Regions from separate parts of the Mus musculus genome. Here region 2 is linked to region 1. The links are chromatin contacts, found by POLR2A ChIA-PET in ENCODE. All regions are on one chromosome and are shown on one strand. Each heading gives the region's core, a stretch centred on a gene start or an enhancer-like site at or near the end of the contact. The rest is flanking DNA. Distances are from core to core; before and after follow the strand shown.

Region 1 (2,700 bases), core at 199-2,698:
CACATGCTAGCAGGGGAAACCCCACTTGCCCTTTGAATTGTTAATGTAACCTTGTTACTTACAACCCCGATCTATGACTATCTAATTACAATACAAAAAAAAGTGCCCTCCGCTCCACCTATAATGTGCCCACTGCTCTCAAAGCCCACTCACTGTTCAGACCAGATCGTGTCTCTAGTCAGAGGAGTGGTAGCCCGGATCCAAGTAGGTCAGCAGGCTAATATCAGTCCCTGATACTAGTTCAGGAGCTTCAAACACTGACAACGGGGAACATCAGTCCTATGTTGAGGAGGGAAAGGGATAGTTAAGTAGGCTTACCCATCTCTTCCTTTGCTGACAATCTTTACTTCAAAATAGTAAATACCACAGGCTGCTGGGATGGGGTGGGTGGCACGTACAGAGGCTGCATCTTTGTGATTTTTGCCATGACCTGATGTAAGAAGCCAAGGAAGGAATGTCAACACCAGAAAAACGCAAATGAAGGCCTCCTTTTTCTCTACGCCATGGTAAATTCAACCCTCCCTGGCCAGAAGAAGTTCTTGTACTCTCTGAGGAATAATAAGACAACTGAGTAAACACTTAAGCCTCCCGCCTTTAGATCATCTCCACCCCAGACCAACAGTCCTGACAGAGATATTGTCCTCCACAACAAACAAAACAAGGTAGATACAGGCAACAGAAGTGTGTGAGAGACACTGAATACTGTTGTCCGTCTCTCCAGAATCCAAACAGCCCAGCCTGGAGCCCAGGGGAAGGAAGTGGCAAAAATGGAAGTCACCAACAACAACTTTAGCACACAGCGCCTAGCCCAGTCCCGGGATGACTGGCAGCCAGGCAGCCCATGCACTTACTGTGGCAATGTTACCACCTCTTTTTGCAAAAAAAAGACTGAAACTAAGCCGTGGTAAAGGGCCTAGCATAAATTGGAGCCAGCTCAGGAAAGAAGGGTGGCCCTGAAGTGGAAGGTCCTGTCTAGTTTTGGACATTTAATGCAGTTGTCTCTGAGTCTAATATTTAGGAACAGAGCAAAGGAAGCAGGGTAAACCCCGGCCTGACCAACCCCTCTACTCTGGACGTTCCGCTGGGCTAAGGCCCAACTCTCAGAAAACCCGGGCAAAGAAAGGGAAAATGGGCACAGCCTCCCTGCAGACGCAGTAAACTTGTCTCCCAGCGGCCAGACCCGCTGATACCTTTGTAATGGACACGGAGGTTTCCCTGGGAGAGGCCGATGTAGTTGTACTTGTCCTTGGGGCTCCAGGAGCGCGGCAGCGGCGTCTCGTGCTGATTAACCGCAGGGTACAAGCGCTGCAGGCGCCGACTCAGTTCCTGCTCTCCAGGTGACGGTAGCCCGCCCCCGGAGTCCCCACCGGAGGAGTCCCCAGCCTGCGGGTTCCCAGCTCCCGGGTCTGCCGTCGCCGCCGCCATCTTGGAGGGAGCTGCTATTGTGTCACTGGGGGCGGGGAGGAGTGCAACCAGATTTGCCTTGCTCAGCCAATGGGCCGTGAGCATCCCAGGGTCGTAGGGAAACTGAGTCCGAGTCCCGGCAACCTTTCTCTGGACACTACTATACTTCGCCAGATTTAGACTACATATCCCACAATGCATAGCGCTGTAGAAGCCGGCCAACGAGGGTTCCTGGAGAACTTCGGAAGATGTAGTACATCACTGCTCACTCACAAGCCAGTACAACGAAGACTCCGAACCACTGAGAACTACCATTCCCGACTGGCCAAGTGGCCAGACCTCGAAGCTCGCCTTCCTCGTCCACGGTCTCACTTTATTCTTCTGCCTCAGTTCTGTAGCTAATATCAAATTTGCTGTATTGACTGGTTCTCAGAATACCCCATCCCCAGCTCCAGGTCTACTTTTACTGCTTGGCCTTTCTCCAGAGTGCTCACGGGGGCGGGGGCTGGAGGCGTGGCTCAACTGTGAGCCCGCCCTCAACGCAGAGGCTGCTGGGGTCTGGTCCCTATGGCAACGGACTGTACACTACCGCAACGGCTCAATCCTGCATCTGCTCCAAAGTCATGGCCAACCTACAGGAGCGTAAAAGTTTCTCCAAGCCAAGGTAGCACCTGGCCGGGCTGAGGGCGGGGAAGACTTGAATATTTCCAAAAAGAAAAATGACACTGATTCCGATCGCTGCACTGTCTGTTCTTTGGGTAGGACTTCAGCGCCGCAGAATCAGCGATACAGTTGTAATAGAATTGGGGCTGACTCGTCAGTCCAGTAAGAACGTTACAAGCTGCCAAAAGTGCAGGTGTACTTTATCGTAGATAGATGATCTTAGCTAGACACTAAAAAACGAAGTGCCTTATTATAATTATATGTGAAATTCTCACAACTCCTGTTTATAAGAAGCATTCAGTTTCCCACCTGCTCATTCCCAGTAGTGGAAGAAGGGCGAGAGAGGTGATTTCATTCTCAACTCTAATCTTTCAAGGTCTGCTGCCTTGGTAGAAAAAGGCTACAAAAGGACAGCCTGTTGAACAGTGAGAGTTGCAGGACAGTCAGGGCTATATGGAGAGACCCATCTTAAAATAAATGAATTAAAATAATAATAATAAGCCTACAGAGGTTCCAAGGACAGAAAATACCAATGTTATGATTGTCCCTGAAGGAAAAAAAAAGTCTCCGAGAAACAGGCAGCAGCAGGTTGAAAGAGACAACTGTTTCCCATCAAAGGCATAATCCAGGAAA
Region 2 (2,700 bases), core at 149-2,648, 73 kb after region 1:
CAGGTCCTTCCCCCATCCACTTTCCCTGTCTCTTTTGAGAAGGGGAAGCCCTACTCTGGGTATCACCCCTCCTCATGCTGTTTTTTTTAGGCAAGGTCTCCCTGTGCAGCAGCCCTGGGTATCCTGTTGCTATAGACAGACCATGCAGGCCTTGAACTCAGAGGTCCCCCCTCTGCTTCCCAAATCACACCAGGCTGGGTTAAAGTTCATGTTTTTAGTAATCCCATAACCCTTTGAGAAACAAATTTCATTGCTGCCATTTTGAAAGATGGTCTTAATCTGTATCCCAAGAAAACTTATAACTTCTATAACCTGGCCTTTTTTTTTTTTTAAACCTCTCACTGCAATATCCCCTTAAATTCCTGAGTGCCAGGATTATAGGCATGTGGGAACACACTGATGAATTTTTTTATTGAGATAGGACCTTAATAAATACACCAGGCTAGCCTCAAACTAAAGTCTTTCTTGTTGCTGCTTCCAAAGTACTAGGATTACAGGCTAACGATGTTTTGTCTTTTTTAAAAAAGTAAAAGTTGTTTCAAAACCTAGTGTGTTAGTACAAAAAAAAAAATCTTTATTTTTTTAATTAATTAATTTTTTGTTTTTTTTTCAAGACAGGGTTTCTCTGTATAGCCTTGGCTGTCCTGGAAGTCACTTTGTAGATCAGGCTGGCCTCGAACTCAGAAATCTGCCTGCCTCTGCCTCCCGAGTGCTAGGATTAAAGACGTGTGCCCCCACGTCCAGCTTCTTTGTTTATTTTTGAGACAGGTTTCTCTGTAATAGCCCTGACTGTCCTGGAACTAGCTTTGTAGACCACACTGGCTTGGAACTCAGAGATCCTCCTGCCTGAGTGCTGAGATTAAAGGAATGTGCCCACCATGTCAAGCTTGGTAACAATCTTTTTTATTCGTTATTTTATTTTATAAATCTCGTGATTCATTTGTGTTTGCATCAATACATTAACAATCTTTTTTACTTTTTATTTTATGTTATAAATCTCGTGATTCATTTGTTTTTGCATCAATACATTAAAAAAAATTAGCCCTGGCGTGATGACACACTCCCTTGCCCTTCAAGAACTCCTTCATCTATAGAAGAATCTTGCCATTTTTTTTCCATTTCTCTCGGTCATTACCTTTCCCAGAACTTTTCCCTCCACAAATGGCTCCCCAGCGGTGTCTAGCGGCAAACAGACCCACCCCTGGAAAAGAGCTCTGCTCCGCCCCGAAGACGTTGATTGGCAGGCACTCCGAACCCCCCCCCCCCCCTACACACACTTGCGTTCGCGTCTGGAGGCTCCGCCTCCCTTCCGTCCCTTGGCCGCCCAAGTTTGTTTTGGCGTCAGGCGCGCGCAGTAATGACGCCACCACGCTGACGCGGGAGGATGGCGGCGGCGCCCGTGGCCTGGGCTGGGAGACGGTGGGCTGAGCCGCCGAGACTCCGGAGAGCCCGCCGCCCGCGCGAGGTGAGGCCTTCCGGCTCGGGGCTTCGGCCTGACCGGCGTGAGGGGCCTGCGAGTTCAGCCGCGGGCGCAGCCAGGGCCTGGCGCGACTCCGAGCCCTCGGTCCCCGTGCACTGGGGCCTGTGGGCTGGGGAGCAGGCCGGGCTGTGGCTACCCGCGGTCCCCAGGCATGGCCTCGAAACCTCCTGCCGCGTTAGGCCCGATGGACTTGGTCATCTGCCTGTCTGTGGCCCAGCCGTCCCGCGTCCAGCGCGGGTCAGGTTGATCTAACCTTGTTGTGTGCGGCGCCTACTCCACACCCTTCCCTTGCGACTGAACGCCAGGGTCCTGCGGGGGCCATCGATCGCTTCCATGTACTGGCTGGAAAAAGGGCCAGAGTCCAGCTGGGTCGCTTGCAAGGCAAACCTGTCATACTTATAAGGAGAGCCCCGCTCAGTCCTCTGAAGCTGCTGCGTGTATAATTCGCACCAGAAAAATCACTCGTTAAAATTGCCTCCTTAGTCACTGTAGGGAAAAACTAAACCTTGTAGCCTGCAGCATTCAAAGCTTATCATAATCGGATGTGGCCTACCTAGCCCTGCAGAGAACGCCTGGGCACGTCTGTACTGCGATTATGTAGTGTTTTGTTGAGGCATGTGAGCCTCCTATTAACTCTGTGGTTTCATACCCTCGAGGTTCAGATAGCTGCTTTCTCGGTTTGTGAAACTTCCGTTCATTTCCACCCTCACTCACCAGTAGAGGAAATTAACCTGTGTCTTTTTGAATCTATCACCAATGTCTTTTCCTTGGAAAACTGTCTCCTGCGTTCACACAGTAGTAGTGTTTAGTTAAAGCTATCGGGACACTGACTTGAATAGATACAGATTAAGCCTTGGGGGAACATCTGTCATGGCCAGCATTTTGAGATAGTCACAGCAAACAGTGACATCTTGAAGTATTTTTTTTCAAGATACAAATTCAAGAGTTTTACTCTTCTCTAGATGTGGTAGACTACACTTCCGATCAATAAGGGCTAGTTTAGGCTACATAGTACATTTAGGACGAACCTGGGCTATATGAGACCCCGTCTCAAAAACAAAATACTCCAAAGCCCTGGTTTGGTGGTGCATGCCTGTGATCACCGCACTCCTGAGAGAGAAGCAGGAGGATGCCCAAAAGTTAAAGGACAGTCTGATATAGTGAGGCTGTCTTGGGGGTGGGGTGGGGGGAGTCTTCACTTTATTTTTCTGCTGATTTCG

Evidence for each region. ChIA-PET counts read pairs that join two places held with the same protein, here RNA polymerase II (POLR2A).
Region 2: POLR2A ChIA-PET joins it to region 1 with 16 read pairs in Patski. The contact joins the promoter of Pskh1 here to the promoter of Ranbp10 in region 1. POLR2A ChIA-PET finds 5 or more read pairs at or near these places in 4 of 5 experiments (Patski and embryonic stem cell).

Annotation. Positions count from the first base shown.
Region 1 is chr8:105,825,760-105,828,459 of GRCm38, forward strand. Ranbp10 (RAN binding protein 10) reads right to left here and starts at 1,449. Exons shown (of 14, transcript NM_145824.5): 1 at 1,191-1,449; 2 at 319-430. The coding sequence starts at 1,425. It overlaps Tsnaxip1 (translin-associated factor X (Tsnax) interacting protein 1), which reads left to right and starts at 1,985. Exons shown (of 16, transcript NM_024445.4): 1 at 1,985-2,068. The coding sequence starts at 2,028.
Region 2 is chr8:105,899,076-105,901,775 of GRCm38, forward strand. It overlaps Pskh1 (protein serine kinase H1), which reads left to right and starts at 1,399. Exons shown (of 3, transcript NM_173432.2): 1 at 1,399-1,465.